Regions from separate parts of the Mus musculus genome. Here region 1 is linked to region 2. A link is a loop called in an ENCODE intact Hi-C map of the cell type or tissue named here. Cell type or tissue: left cerebral cortex. All regions are shown on one strand.

Region 1 (8,000 bases), 390 kb after region 2:
GGAGGTGTCCTTGGGCTAGATACAGTGGCTGAGGACAGAGTAGCAGAAGCGAGGCTCAGCCCCCATGAGGTCACTGAACCCCAGCCCCTCGGGTGGGGTGGGCTGCTTTCCTCTCCATCTGCAGGGTAGCAAGCAGAGGCTCTGGCCAAAGTCTCATGGTAGCAAGACGATCCATCCACCCACCATCCCACACAGGGCAAAGCGAGTCTAGAGTCAGACTATAAACCTACAGGTCCAGGGTCTCTGCTTCCACTTCTGAGCTGCCTGCAAGCTCCTACATCACTCTCAGATCACACCTCCTCCTCTCCCAGGGTCTACCCCTTTCTCTCTCTCCAATGCCACTCAGCCAGTCTTGCAGGCTCATAATGCCACAACCTTGGGCTTCCTGATACACTCCTGTCCTAGACTACACTCACACAGGGCCAAGGCTCACACATCATGTAAGCAAGCAACGGTCAGCATAAGCTCGACTTCATCACTTTGCACCCAAGACCTTGTTCCCTCTCCAGGCCTGAACCTTGCCCCCTCCCCCCAGTGCAGTCATCCCAGTTCTTCTAAATATCAAACCCAGTAAGAGATCTAATTTGCAGGAAGGGACTAGAGACCGTTTAGGGCTGCTGTTCTCTGACTGCACAAGGATGGCCATGCCTCCTCTTAGAGGGAGGAGGAGGCTCTTTAGGGTGGGGCTGGTTGACTCTGTGTCTGTCAGGATAGGCTGGAGTGTCATCTCTGGGAAAGGGGCCTTAGGAGATGCCCCCTCACAGGTACCCAGGGGTAGAGAGGCAAGAGCAGCCATGCTGAGGAGCTGGGCGGGGGTGGGGGGGAGGGGGCTGCTGATCATCCAGTGAGCCAGTGTGGATCCCGAAGCTGGAGTCCCACCAGGGTGGACCCAGCTGCACGGACAGGGGCCTAGGCCTTCCCTGGCTGCAGCAGCAGCAGCAACAGCAAGGGAGAATAGGGCAGGATTTGTTCAGGCCTTGTTGGGATGTTTTTCCCTCTTGGAGTAAAAAAAATAAAATCATCACAGAACCCAGAAGACAGGTTGTCATGGCAACAAAAGTTTGAGGCCAGGTACATCCTGACACCCTTTGGAGCTCAGTGGTGAAGGCAAGATCTGGGGGGCTGTGCACAGCAGAGAGGGAAACCCATCTAAATGGCCTTAGACCTCCCAAATTTCTCATCCGCAACTGTTTGACAAGCTCAGGGGAAGGCGATTGTGATTTTCTGGGAGGACCAAGCTGTAGCCAAGGAAAACCAGGGAAAGCAGCGCTTGGTTTTTATCCACCCAGCAGATCACACAGGAGCATCGTGACGAATGGGGCCGGGGGATGAAGGTCTCACATTGACCATAAGTGATCCTGTCTCAGGTCCCCAAACTGCATGGGTCCCCTTCTCCATCAGTCCTCTGGTTGTTCTCCAGCCACCAAGAAGACAATCCAAGCTCCCTCATCAAACTCCCCTGAGCCTAATCTGAAAAATGGGTCTTCCACAAGTGGCTGCCTGGCCCAGAGGCTAGGATGTAACAAGATTCCACAGGTGACAACTTTAGCCTGGCCTGGTGCTCAAAATGCACTGAAGCTCTCTAACATTGCTTTCAACACGTTTCTGTTAACATTAAAACAAAAACAAAAACAAAAACAAAAACAAAAACAAAAACAAAAACAAAAACAAAAAAAAACATAGCAGTCAAGCTTGGACATAAAGCTTGGGATGCTTGCTCAAAGCACGGAGCCAGGGATGGCTACAGAGCTTATGGGCAGCCGCCTTCAGACAGCTTTTGGGACAGCCAGCAGGCTCCGATGAGAGCCCAGGCACACTACAAAGGCAGGGCAGGTTGCCTCAAGCTGCCAGGGACAAGGCCCATCCAGGCACTGTAGGGTGGCATGTCCCCCAGGGCAGGGCCTCCCAGATCTCAGGAACTGCTGCCTGCAGTTGGAGGAGGACCCATGGTCATCCCTTCTCATTCTTTGGGCTGTCGTGTATGAAGGTCTATGGAGACCTGAGCCTGGAGGGGGCACATGTCTACCGTGCTCCGTGGCTGCTGTGGTGTGGGAGGATCAGGCTTGTGGAAGCAAGAAGTTTTAGACAGGAGGCTTTTAGACTATGCTGAGTGTGAGGAAGATACAGCTACATAAAGGGGGAGACGGCGCTTCCAAAGGGATCCTGCCAGAACAGTGGCTTACTACCCGAAAGCTGTGGGTTGAATCCATAGCCAGTACCACCCACCATATGGCACAGTCCCCTATCAGGCAGAGGTCCCCTGAGTGCTCCAGACTTGCTATCTTTTGGGGGTATTCACTTCAGCCCCATATGTCTGGGTGAGGGGACAGAAGTGTCGGTCTACTTTCTGAAAAGCCTGCCCCCTCCCCAGTTCTGAAAGAGACTTGTGCTAAGCCAGGATCCCTCAGCTCCAGTGCCTAAGTTGCCTGTTTTCCCGCCTGCCTCCCTTCTCTCCCTCCCTCCCACACCATCCACTCCCGCATCCACTCCTGGGAGGGCTCCAGGATACCCCGGCTAGTGGAAGGACATAAGGGTGCTCATCAGACTCCTCTATCCCCTGCTTTCTCCAGCCCTATCGTAGACGTTTAGCGCAGCTTGAGAGTAGCAGAACCGTTGGGTTCCTGGCCCCGGAGATCTGCGGTGGGAAGGGTTGCCTACAGCAAAGGTCCCCGGCCCCCACTATCACCTCCCGAGCTGAGACGGGCGGATGGGAGCAAGGAGGGGTACACGGGGAAATGACTTCAGGCCGAAGAGGGACCGCACGCACTGGAACTCGCAGCCAGGGTGCGCGCGCGGGGGACCGGGACGCGCCACCTCCCCGGTCCGGGACCAGCGGGCGCGCGTCCCCGGGGAGCCCCGCGCCAGCACTCACCCGGGCCACCGAGCTCTTCCTCACACGAGTACCAGATGCCAGTGTGGAAACGGCGCAGCTGGAAGCGCTCGTCGCCCGCCTCCCAGCTGTAGGGCGCGCCGGCCGGGCTCGCGGCGACGGGGGCGGCTGTGCTGTTGGCCGTGGCGTTGGCGCCCGAGTTGGGGCAGTTGGCGCCGCCGCCCTGGCCGCAGCCAGGCTTGGGCACCCGTTGCGTGCCCTGGCACCAGTACGTGGTGAGGAAGGCGGTGGTGGCGAAGAGCAGCGCCAGCAGGTTCAAGGCCACGGCCAGGAGCGCTCGGCCGCGGCGGCTCGTCTTCATGCCGCCCGCGCCGCCCGCAGCTCCGCGCGAAGTTGGCAGCGGTGCCCGCGTCAGCGCCCGCCCCGGGGCTCAGGTGCCTGCGGTCGGCGACGGTGTTCGCGGCGCAGGCCCATGGCCCACGGCGGGGACGCGGGGCGACGAGGACGCGGGGCGACTGGGGCCGCAGAGTGGAGCCGACCAGCGCGCCCGGAGCCCGGAGCGCGAGTGCGCTTCGGCGAGCAGCCGCGGGCGCCTGGCAGCGGCCACGGCGCAGGGACGCGCGCCCCTCCGTGGGGAGACACCTGCAGGCGGCCGGCGACACTGTTCAGCGCCCGCCCGCGCGCGGAGAGGGGGCGCGCCACGCTGGGCGCGGGCGGGGGACAGATCCGCGCGGGAGTGGAGAGGGACAAGTGAGAGATCCCAGGCAAGACGCTCCCAAAGGAGCCTCACTCAAGGCAGGAGAAGACCTCTCACCCAGACCCACACAGCCCTGCCAGATAAGTGACAAGGCAGCTTCTGTGGGTCTTTAGACTGTCAGGGGCCTCTGCAAAGGCTGCAAGACCCATCTGGAGCTTAGGAAGGGATGGGGATGCAGAGCCTCAGCGTTTGAAAGGCTTGTCCCTGCTCACCCTTGCTATCTGAGACCAATTCCTATCCACAGGCTCTCTGTCACCACACAGGAGGGCAGAGAGCTTGCAAAGAGGCAGCCTGCACAAGGAAGCGAGCATAGGATGTGACAAACAGGGCTTCTCCACCCAGGCTATCCACACCAGAGACCCAGAACATGACTCAAGAGGCCACAAAAAGAACAGCAAGTCGTGGTCGCCAAAAGGTGGTGTCCTGCAGGTCTGCGAATGCTGAATGCTTAAGACTGGCCGGGCAGGGTTGGTTAACCATCCTGACTTTGCAGTCAGTTAAATCCAGGACTCGACCAGCTGTGTGACTTTGAACAAGACACTTGCTCTCTCTGACCCTCGATTTCTGTATCTATAAAAAGGAAAGAATGTGTTCCAGAGCCAGAGGTGGGGAAGGCATCTGGCACACAGTAGGCACTCAGTAAATGCTGACACTATTAGGAATATCTGGGCCAAGGAGTTGACGAAACTCAGACCTTTTTAGCATCTCTTTCTCAAACTAGGATTGCTCATCTGTGAGCACCCCCAACCCCACCTCTGCTCTAAGATGAAGCTACACCCTTCACTCTTCCCACTGCATGGGGCACAGTGCCTGGATGCCCAGGGTGTGCAACCATTAATTGCACATTGATTGCAGGAGCTAATTTGAATTCTGCCCAAGCCAAGAATGACTCCAGCCACCCCCAGCTTGCCGAGTGGCAGGCTTTGCAGAATTCAAGGTTAACAGATTACGAATTGCCTTACTCCTGTGGGTGAGCCCCACTCACTGCCAGCTGCTGCCACTCTGCCTGGGGGCAGGAGAGACTAAAGCAATGCTGGTGTGAGGACAGCCAGGGGAGCCCTGCACTTGCTTATCAGAGCTTCTTTCTGGCCCCAAACAAGGAGTTTCTAACTATTTTCAGGAGAACTTCTGGATTGCAATGGTGCATTCGAGTATTGGTTAATGTGAATGAACGACCACAAGGAATCTGCTGCCCTCAACAGGCATGCAATATGTATCATCTGAGCCTGTCCACGTTTAAATGCAGCCCTGGGGTGTGCACTGACGTGACACTTCCTTGGCCTTGAGACTCAGTTAGTATTCATGTGGCAAGGCACGTTTCTTTCAAGCTGGGAACCCTGTTCTGGGGCGGGAAGCGGGGAGGAGTTCAAAGCAAGGAGAGCCCAGAGGAAAAGTCTCAGGGACTACTCTTCTTAAGTAACACCCAGAGGAAGCAGAGACCCGCTGTGATATCCTGTCAGGGGTACCCAACCACCTGCTCACTGAGCAGCCACTGTATGCTCAGCTCAGGAAAGAAGAGAGAACATGAGTGACATTAATAAGACCAGCACAGGCTGCCTGTGCAGGGGTGAAGGGCAGGGAGGGGTAGATGTGGGCGGAGCTTGGAGGAAGGTGTCATAGGAAGGTGCATTGGAGCAAAGCCGGGAGACACCAGGAGGCTCTCTGCCAGGGAAAGAAAGTTCCTAGCAGGGGAACCAATGGCCAATGCAAAAACCTGACACCCTGGCGGGTTGGGGGTTGGAGGGAGGGAGCACAGCCTGAACAAGGGACAGCAAGGGAACAGCAGAGGACAGATCACAGAGGTCTGAGTCATGTGGGGCCTGCAGAGGGTCTGGGCAGAGTCCAATGATCTGGAGAAGACCCACTCCAGCTGCTAAGTGAATAAAGATGGCTGCTGATCAGCTAGGGGTAGGTAAGTGACACCAGGGGTTCAGGCAGGATCATCCAAAGGCCAAGAAAGCTCTGGGTTGTTTCTGTTTGCTTGCTTGCTCTAGGCAATGAAACCCAGGGTTGGATGGGACCCAGGGTCATGTCTGCTAGGCAAGTGCTGTACCACAGAGCCGCAACCAGTCCCTCCTGGGGTGATTTGAAAGGCAGACCCAGCATGATTTGTTTAAGGCAAAATGGAACACGGAATGTAAGGAGGTTTTCAGGGGCATCTGCAAGGTCAGGGGCTCATAGAGAAAAATTCAAATTGGGATTGATTTTGTGCTTGCTGAATGTTCTACCAGAGCTGATAGTAGAGACCAGTAGGAGGAGCTACCTTTCAGGTATGCCTTCCTGAAAACCCTCTCAATGTATCAGAAAGCCCTTTGGATACCATGGATATTTTCATACCAAATAATGGCAGAGCTGCATCCAGGCAGGGTGGCACACCCTGTAACCCCAGAAGTTGAGGCAGGAGGATTATGCGTTCCGGGGAATCCTGGGCTACATAATGAACTAACAGTCGTAGCTACATTGACCTTGGTAACAGACAAGGGTTGGGTATGGTTTAAGGAACTAGGAATTTGCACCCAAGACCTTGGTACTCACTTCATCCTACTGACGCAGCCAAGGCCGGCCAATAGGCTCCTGTCCCCAGCCCTCACCTGAGCTGCCCACCTCTGCACCTGCTGCAGAAGGTTCAGCCCCGTCTCACCTCGGCTTGCCCTGCGAACACCACCGGCTTCTGCTCACATCTCTGCTCACATCTCACTGTGGTTGCGGCTCTGTGGTACAGCACATGACAACACCAAACTCCTCTGTGGTCCCTGACTCTGCACATCCATCAAGCTGTTCCCACTGGAATGGCCTTGCCACCTCATCCTGAGTGTCCTTCCTACGATTGACCTCCACTCCTGCTGCCCTAGCAACTGCTGTCGCTCCCTCTCTGACCCCCAGTGTTAGTGAATTAATCTAAACGGTGAGGTTTATCTTCAGACCTGTTTCTCTGATGGGCCTGGGGCCCTCCAGATCCCCTACACTGGCAGCTAGCGGTTCAAATCCGGCCAGAAGCATGTTTGGTTTGGCTTGGATGAAGTTAGTACCATATGCGCCAACATTTCCTCATTGGCCACATTCAAGAATCCAAGATTTGCCATAAAAACGCAGGTTCTCGGCTTCTCTTACAAGATCAATTTACCTTCCAGCACTAGGCCTGCAACTGCGTCTGGCAGAAGTTTGTTGACACCCCTGTAGAGAAGCCAGAGCGACCACAGGGTCTCTACCTTCCCAGCACTTAGGGAGCTTGCCAGGCAACAGGTGCCTTTGAGTGTGAGACTCTCTCTCTCTCTCTCTCTCTCTCTCTCTCTCTCTCTCTCTCTCTCTCGGCGGGGGGGGGGGGGCACCAAGGTTCAAAGGTCAACCTCCAGTGTCATTCCTTAGGAGTGCCCACCTTGGTTTTTGAAACAGGGTCCCTCACTAGGACCTTGGGCTTTGGCTTAGGCTAGGCTGGCTGACCATCTCTGCCTCCTGAGCCCTGAGATCCTAAGTCTGCTCTGCCACGGCTGGGTTTTTAAGTGGGTGCTGATGTTGGGCCCTCACGTTTGTGTGGCAAACACTTTCCCATCTGAGCTACCGTCCCAGCCCTGACTCCCATGTTCAAGTGCAGGACAATGACTGCCCTCGGAAGGGGACGGTGGCTGGGACAGGCTGTGTGTTCAGCTCATGAAACCTCACTGGCTGTACAGCTGGGAATTGTACATTTGTTTTACATAAAAAAAAAATTTACCAGAAAAAATAGTTGCTATTAAAAATGAAAGTGGTACTTTTCAGGAAATACAAACACGCTTTGAAGGGGCATAATCCCCAGGGGACTTGGATTTCCACACTTCCTTGGAGTCAGCTGCTGTAAGCCGCCTCCTTCTAAGCTTCCTCATTCCTAACCCTGCAGAACAGAGCCCCCAAGCCTCTAGGCTCTCCTAATTATAGCAAGTGATTAGGCAGTTGCCAATTACTGGGGAAGTTTTTAAACAATCTCACAGTGTCCAAGCCAAAAGCCTACTTCATTCCCCTGCTCAAGACACCAGCACGGCCATGCTACTTGGGCAGGGTTTTTAGAAGAGGGAGGGGCCCAGAGCTCTGTACAATTAAAGCCTTCCCTCCCAGAGGGCAGAGTCTCCTGGGAGAAAGGAACGGGCCTCATTAGACAGTGATGGGCTGGAACTCCTCCTCCGCTCCGTTGTTTGCGCTGCCCAGTGTAAAATCCAGGCCCATATACGTGAGGCAAGTGCCCTGCCCCCAGCCTCTCAGGTTATTCTTCAATGCCAGCATTGCCGGCCCTTTGAGCTCTTCAGGAAGTTTCTCTCAGTCTTTGTACTACACACTAGGGTATCCATGAACAAGACAACATAGGAAGCCAGGCTGAGTGGCATATGACTGTCATCCTGGTACTTGGGAGGCAGGTTAGTCATTAGTTCAAGATCACTCTGT
Region 2 (8,000 bases):
CAGCTTGACTGACATTTATTTCACATATTGTATATCCATCCTTTCAGTAGGTACAAGTCACAGACTATGTATTTAATACCAGCCTGACTCTTATCACCTCCAATCCTCTACCCTTTTTGTCCCCTAAAGATTAACAATCTTATTTCAGATTTTCCCACTGACTTTCCTACAGGTGGAGTCACATGACCAAGTCACTGTGCGGCCACTCTCTCTTCACTTATCTTGAGCGAGAACCGTCTGCACCGCACACAGGGGCTTCCTGTGTGCTGTTTATCTGTTTTACTGACCTGCATGGGCTCTGTGCTCTGTCTACCACACTGTCTGATTTTTGTGCAGCAGCGTCTGAAAACAGAAGGGTGAGTTCTACATTATCCTCCCCTCAGGACTGTTTGTCTTTCTGGGTTCCTTGCACTTAGTTATAGATTTTAGAATCAACTCCCACAAGTCTGGAATCAGACATGGACTGTGTTGAATCAGATCAATCTGGGGAGTCTTAGCATAACATTAGCACGCTTGATCCATTTTCGTTTACACAGATCTTAAATTTCAGCAGTGTTTTATAATATTCATAGTAGCTGATCTGCACATATTTTGTTAAATTTGTTCCAAGTTACTGCAAACAGAATTGATTTCTCAGCTCGACATTTAGATTCCTCATTTTAAGTGTAGAAACCTAGGAATGGGGACACATCCAAGTTAGTTTCTGCAGAATTGTTTATTTCTTAAGAGTCACAAGGACATCAGCTCTGGAGAGGGACTCAGCCCCAATCCCCTTCAGAACTGGATGTGGTGACCACCGCAGTCATCAGCTGGCCCCCTCGGAAGTGCCCCACCAAGGGCTTCCAACTGGGATCCTGTTGGAAGGGGTAGCCAAGTTCACTTCTCCTTCCTTCTTTTTAATCAGTACAACTTAATAACTCATGGTGGCAGTAAATACTTGAGGAGAGTAATTAGAATTTGTAAGTCAGAGCAGATCAGGGCAACTGCTTTCATTATAAAGCTGATTTTGCTTTTGACAAATAGATATGGCAAAGTGTGTGTACGAAATATGCCTAAATCCAAGCTCTGTTTAAGGGTTTCAAAAACAATTTATGTAGATCCAGGAACACCTGTACATTTACATCATCTTTATTTTTTTAAGCCTTTTTATTCCATAATGCTTTGGGAAAAAATGTTTTATACTAATTTTTTTTTTTCTAAAGCAGAACCGATAAAGCTCAAGGCATACAACGCTGAAAACTATATTCAGCTCTGTCTCCTGCACATGCAAAGCAACTGAAAAGGAGCTTGGTTAAATTACATGTATCACACACTCACCTGGCTCTGAGCTGATTCTGCCCAGGCACTAGGAACACAAAGCATGCAAAGGGTGTGTGTGAGCAGCTCCTCCCAGAGCACAGACCTTAGCACAAGGTCACTAAGAAAAGCCAAAGAGCCAGGACCACCACACAGGGAAAGGCTGGCTAGGAGTCCAGGTTGCAAACCCAAGAAAGAGATGGAAGACGGTAGGTACAAGGACTATCATGGCTAAGAACAACCTCTAGCAATCATAGGCTTGGTGTGTACATAAGTCTTCCCAGTCTAACTGTCCTTACTGATCAACTAGGGTGCCACCTCTGTATCCCTGCCTGTATTCTGAGTCATGCTGACCGTCCTAGGAAGTCCTGTCCTCCCAGGCCAGGCCTACGGAGATTCCCTGTGGACAGACACAGCTTGAAGGCGATGAAACACAGAGGGAAACAGACTGCATGTTATGTAGCAGCAGGCAGGTGTCACTGGTAAGAGGGGAATGGGGAGGTAGGCTCCACCTGCCAGTCAACTGTCATGAAGGAAATTTACTACTATATTCTCTTTGCACATAAGACTTCCCAGGTTTAAAAACAAAAACAAAAACAGACTAAACAAAACACACATCTAGCCAGGTGTGGTGATACTTGCCTTTAATTCCAACACTTCTAGGTCCTGATGAGTTCTAGGCCAGCAAGGGCTATAGAGTAACACTGTCTAAAACAAATTCTAAAAAGCCCCTTTAGATCTAGCCTACCTGCTATGCGCCTCTGGCCCTACTCGGAGCCCACCATCCCACATGAGCACCACAGCACCTTAGAAGGTAGGTGCTATTAGCCCAGTAAGCTGACTGGGGGAAGCTGAGACAGGTCAAGTAACTTCCTGAAGGCTTAACTCCCCACCAGGAAGTCATAAGCTAGGACTGCCTGACTTCAAAGCCCAGTTAGTATCTGTTAGTGTCAAGTGGTTGCTTTGAATTTGCAGGAACCTCAGCCTGGAAGAGAACTCTGGCCACAGTGGCCTGCATAGCAATGCAGAGTCTTCCTTTGTGTCTCCTCACTGAAAGGTCTGTGATTTTTAACACCTTACTTCCAACAGCCCAGGAGACTAGAATACTCTGACCTCCTGAGCCCTCCCATCCTGCATCTGTCTTACCTTGTCAGGGTTCCCCTTCAACCAGTACTGGAGAAATTCTCTGTGCTATGGTTTGGAAGTGTCCCCAAAGGCCCACTGTTAAAGGCCTGGCTGGCTGGCTGTGCTGCTACAGAGTGACGGAACTGTTAAGAGCCCAGTGGAAGGAGACGGTACCAGCAGCACAGCAGTCCATGTATCCCTTTCAGGGACTCACCCCACCCCACCCCGAGCCCTTTCTAGTTTCAACTTGGCATTCCACTTTCTTGAGACCTTTCTGTGCACTTTCTCCTACTCTCTCCTGTGCCACTGAACTAAGATATTTTTTCCTTCCTTTGTCTTCATAGCTTCCTGCTCTGCTTTCATAAACATCCACTCCTTTTGAGAAGCCTTTGCCTTCAACTGGTCACTTTTCAGAACAGGAGTCTCCAGTCCCAGGTCTTTTAATTCTGGTTGCCCGTGTTCTAGAGGCTGGACACTTCTAAGAGCTGACATTTGCTTTTAGGTATCAGACGGGGTGGAGTGGAGCTCAGTAGTATAGGGCATGCCTAGCTCAGGGAAGACCCATGTCTTAGACTCTAGTCCCTCTGCTGTTCCAGAAGCCATGGCTGGAGATCCTGAACCTTGACTAAACCAGGACAGATAAGCACTCCCAGTCCATATTCCTTTCCTCTGGTCTTGCCAGCAGCATGTGGCTATGCTGGAGAAAGTCTAGGAAACCGTGGAAGAATGTCATCAAATGTGATGGACCATGAGACAGCCAAAGGAACTAGCAGCTGCTGGGAATCACACCTCTGGATAGCCACACATCCTCCACCGCTAGCACTCCATCTTGTCCCAGGATGTTCTTACACCCACACATCTAGAAACCCTCTAGGCTCCTGACACGTCGCACACAGGAGGGAGGTGAAGTGTGATGTTTCTCATGCAGAGTATCAGCTCCTCCAATCTCTGCCCCATCTGTATTTGTCCTTTCAAAGGCACCTGGAATCTTTCATTTCCAGTTCAGGTGTCAACTTCTAGTTACCCACCCTTCATAGGTACTTAGCTCTCTCCCAGTCTGCTCACCAAGTGTTGCTGAGAGCTGCTGATGTGTTCTTGGCTTACCCCATGTGATGTCTCTATTATCATTTCAGTAGCATTTAGAGAAAAACATTTATCTTCCACCATTCTAATCTACTGAAAGCTCCAACTTTCAGATTTTACAAAGATTTTGTCAAGCAAGAGGCACAGGTCAAGAATAAAAAGGGCTTAAAGGAAGTTGCTATGGTGTTGTAAACTACCTGCCCTGTGAAGTTTCTTTTTGTAAATTTTTATGTGTTTGGTATTTTGTCTGCATGTGTATCTGTGGATACAATACTCTCAAAGGCATTAGATTCCCTTGGAATGAGGCTCCAGATGGTTGTGAGCTCTCATAGGGGGTGTAGGGAATTGAACCTTGGTCCATCTGGAGGAGCAGTTGGTGCTCTTAAGCACTAAGCCATTGTTCCAGCCTCTATCTTAAGCTTCTTTACAGTCTATAACTGTGGAATATCGACTGTCCAAACTGTGTGTGTGTGTAAGGTGTGCTAATGTATGTGTAGGTATGCTTGCATGGAGGTCAGAAGTCTGTATTAAACCTATGTCAATTGCATTTGATGCTAAAGTCTCTTTTATTCACCTGATTTAACTATTATCTCCAGAGTCGGCTAACCTAGGCCTAGTCTTAGAAGCTCCTAGCCTTCTTACAATCTTATCTAGGTCTACAATGTTTTCAGCCTCTGCGACGTGGGGCTGACTAAGCTCAGCCCTTCTTGTTCTTTCTGAACTCTGGCTGGCTGGTTCAAGTCAGTTGCTCTGACTCAAAGGCTTTCCAAATTGAGTGATTCAATCTGGCTTCTCTTTCTTGGCCTCTCCTGAATTGCTCTTCTTGGCTCTTACTAACTTTGGCAACATGTTCTAATTCTGGCTCCTTCTCATTCTCTGGCTCCTTTTGTCTTCACCAGTGTCTAGCTTGTTCTCTCTCTGCGACCTCTATTAACTGTCCCAGTAAAACTGCTTCCTTTTTTCCCTACACTATTCTCCTAAGTAGCCTTAGGAGACGTCACTTTCAGACATGGATGCTTCTTTCTATAAACTAACTTTACTTAAGGGAGTGTCTGTATTATAGAGAGAGGAATTAAAGGTGTATGCTAAGGGTATGTCTGTATTATAGCCAGAGTAGTTGTGCTGTTGGATTAAAATCCTTCTACATCTCTCCTTCATTTTTTAAAACTGGCCAGCAAGCCTCAGGGATCCACTTACCTTCACCTCACAATCCCTACTGCCCCAGCACCATGATTACAGGTGCTCTCCGACATACTCAGCTTCTTACACGGGTTCAGGGGAACCGAAACCCAGATCTTATGCTTGTTCAGCAAACCCTTTGCCCACAAAGCCATCTCCCAACTCTATTAGCATCTCTGAGCTTTCTTATAGGTCAGATGTTGATGCTAAGATCAACCTTGTAGGGCTACAGAGGCTATGATGCAGAGCAGTCATGTGTGCTGTACACACAGCAGCAGTATCATAGTTATAAAGAAGTTAAAAACCTCTCTCAATCAATGACCCTTTGCTGTGACAGTGTAATGATTTCTCCTGCATTTGAGGCAAAAGCACGGCACAGGGACAGACAGTACATAATGCTCGCTAATCAACTATTCTGTTACTGGTTTACAGAGTACCATGATAATTTTACAACATATTCCTCCTACTTGAAGAAAATGTTTATTATTGTAAGCACCATGCCTGTATATCCAGCCAATCGTGTACACTTTGTGCTGACTATCTTTGGATTACACCAAGAAGCCACCCTGAGTGTCTGACCCTCGTTATCTATGTGTGAGTGCATGCTGTGCTGTCCATCTCTGAAACACACTCTTATGGTTGTGTGACACGACTGTATTTCAAACAGGGCTTGGTAAACAGCTCAGCAGTAGAGCCCTTGACCCAGAAAGCACAACACTCTAGGTTCAGTCCCCAGTACCAAAAAAGGAAAGAATGAAGGCACAAAGAAGAGATTGGTGCAAGAGGGAAGGCTGCTAGAGGACACCCTTGCAGAGGAGTCCACTAGAATTCGGGGCACACTTCTCGGATCCTTTTTAGATAGAAGGCACTGAGCAGTAAGGAACTGAATGAAGTGTAATCTTCACACTTCAAGGCAGAATGTGACCAGAGAAAATGACAACAAGGAGAGCCAGTTGGCCACAAGGTTCTGCTCTTACCTTTCTTGGTCTTACAGGGACCACACTCAGGGTGAATCTCCTGCAAGGGAAGGGACACCACCTTGGCCAGCCCAGCATTCAGCATGTACTGGTACAGACGCTTGAATGTCCTTTCACACAGCCCCTGCAAAACATAAGCCCACGGGTACTGCTAAGTTAAGGCACTGGGGAATCCCAGCACTGCAGAAACACTAGTTTCCAGGATGACAATTACCAATTGACAGTAACTGAAGAAATGCCACAGGTACTAATGAGATTGCCAAGCTGCACTCGAGGAGCTGAACAAAGTATGGAGCAGCACAGACACCCTGCTGTGACTACAAAGAGGGGAAAGAGATGTGCTGAGAGACCCTGCAACAGTAGATAGGGTAGAGTAAGACTGGTAGGGGCAGAGCTAAGAGAAGACTGTCCACCAAGACTTCCATACTGCTTTTAAAATCCAAGTGTATGCATGAATCATTAACAGAGTCTTCCCAAAGGCAGTAGAGAAAAATAAATAAATAAAAGTCACCTAAGGAGTCAGAGAGACGGGTCAGTAGGTAAAGGTATTTGCCACCAAGCCAGAGCACCCGGGTTCCATCCCAAGACTCTCACAATAAATGAGAGATCAACTTCAGCAAGTTGTCATTTGATGCAGCTTCTCAGGCACCAGCCAGGGAGACGTGATCAAACACCTCTGTAGCTAGCAGGGCATGTGGTCCTCAGGGGACTATAGGTCTATACATTCCCTGGCAGACCCTTGAACAGCACAGGTGAAGGTCAGCTGCTGCCTGCTATCTGTCACACGTATGTCACTCTTCTCTGATGCTGTTGACAACAAAGTTTTAAAATCTATACCGCATAAAATGTCCTGCCCCCAGCCAATCTACTACTAGCCTTTGTTGCCACCTGGCTGTACAACCCATGGGCAAGCAAAGTATGAACTGGTGAAGAGAAGGCACTCATTATTCAGCACTGCTCCGAGTCTTGGGACTGCTTGGCACACTTGAGGCAGAGACAGCAAATGCCTGTGAGTCTCAGCACAATCTGCAGCCCACTCAAAGGAGCCAGCACTTTCACCGTTGGGCTACAGAACATATGGTTATCCAAGAAACCCAGATGAATCCCATCTGGCTCCTTCAAACAGGAAGGTTTGTACACGGGGCCTTTTGTTAATTTAGCTGAGCCTGTCAGCTAGAAAGAGCCTTTGGAAACCCATCCATCAAGTCCTACCCCGAGCATATGGTGCTGAGCTCTGGAACATCCAGAATGAGGGAAGATGATGTGGAATGCCTTCAGGGGACCTACGCATTCTGTCCAGCAGAGAGAACAGCAGGAGCCCCAAGACCAGCACCCACTTCAGCTACAGGTTAGTGTGGTTGGCTCTCCTTGGAATCTACCGCCAGCTGCAGACTAGACATCTCTAAGAGAACACCCAGAAAGCCTTCCTGCTCCACAAATCTCAGGCTCGGGCCACAGAGTGCCCCTCCTCACCCACACTCTGCTCTTGGCTCACAGAACACACAGCAGTCCAGCATGAATCCCAGAGCCCAGCCTGCTGTCACATTCTAGTCTACCTGAGGGTCAGCCACTCAAACTAAAAGCCTGAGTTGTATCTGCAGACATTCTGTCAGTCCTCTTACATCCTGGGTCACCACTCAACACTGTGTCACTTTCTAAATACATCTCAAATTCAAAGTGCAGTGGTGGCCTGCAGGCCATGACCCAGCCTATGCTCTCCTTCTCTTGGTGCCTCGTGCCACCACTGGTTCTTCCTGGGCTTCTCCATGCAGCCACTGATACAGGTACTACCCAAGGCTTCTAGACTCTAAGTCTTAGACTTCTAGTCTAAGCCAGGCCATCAAAAACCCCCTCATCTTTTGTCACCTTCACCCACCACCTCACACAATCACCGCTAGCTTCTAAGAGCCCTATCTCTTCTGAGAACTGCTGTCAGGTGTAAGCAGTCTAGGGCTACATCTCCCACTGTGCATTCATCCTCTAGCCCTCCCGATGACAGGACCCTGTGACCAGGACTGCCTGCCATCTTCACCCACTTCTGCCACCTTGATCCAGTTCTAACTCTAAACACTCACTGAGCCATGTGCTCAAAGATACAATGTTCTGAACAGTGGGGCCGTAGTCCTAACTTGAACAAGACTATCGCTTCCTGTTCCTCAAGGAGGGGTTCAGCAGTGTCCCAGTTCCTAGAGAATACACAGGAACAGAGAACATAAAAGAACAAAGGGGCAGACATTGGCTTTCTTCAGCCTGTAGCAACTTTTCTCACTTCTATTTAAGTCTCCTGAAATGTTTTTTTCTTCCTTTTTTTGATTTCCCATTTTTTGATCAACTGAGACA

What was found. Hi-C counts contacts between places; a loop is a spot of excess contacts. Peaks named below come from ENCODE experiments on the same cell type or tissue, not always from the same donor. Only the 100,000 strongest peaks of a DNase experiment are listed, where the experiment ranks them.
Region 1: it touches region 2 in a loop (2.9-fold over the local background); 2 of 42 quality-filtered maps call a loop at or near these places.

Annotation. Positions count from the first base shown.
Region 1 is chr7:126,078,988-126,086,987 of GRCm38, forward strand. Gsg1l (GSG1-like) reads right to left here and starts at 3,424. Exons shown (of 7, transcript NM_001101488.1): 1 at 2,873-3,424. The coding sequence starts at 3,191. In left cerebral cortex, CTCF peaks have their summits at 2,787, 3,487 and 4,779 (motif pointing left); DNase peaks (open chromatin) are centred at 2,199, 2,409, 2,763, 3,110 and 4 more places; H3K4me3 peaks cover 3,039 bases; H3K27ac peaks cover 2,497 bases.
Region 2 is chr7:125,687,479-125,695,478 of GRCm38, forward strand. It overlaps Gtf3c1 (general transcription factor III C 1), which reads right to left. Exons shown (of 37, transcript NM_207239.1): 6 at 5,661-5,784. Among named protein-coding and RNA genes, the nearest start is that of Gtf3c1, 16 kb to the right of the region's middle. In left cerebral cortex, no CTCF peak of the experiment used is centred here; DNase peaks (open chromatin) are centred at 481, 3,254, 4,330, 5,806 and 1 more place; H3K27ac peaks cover 1,759 bases.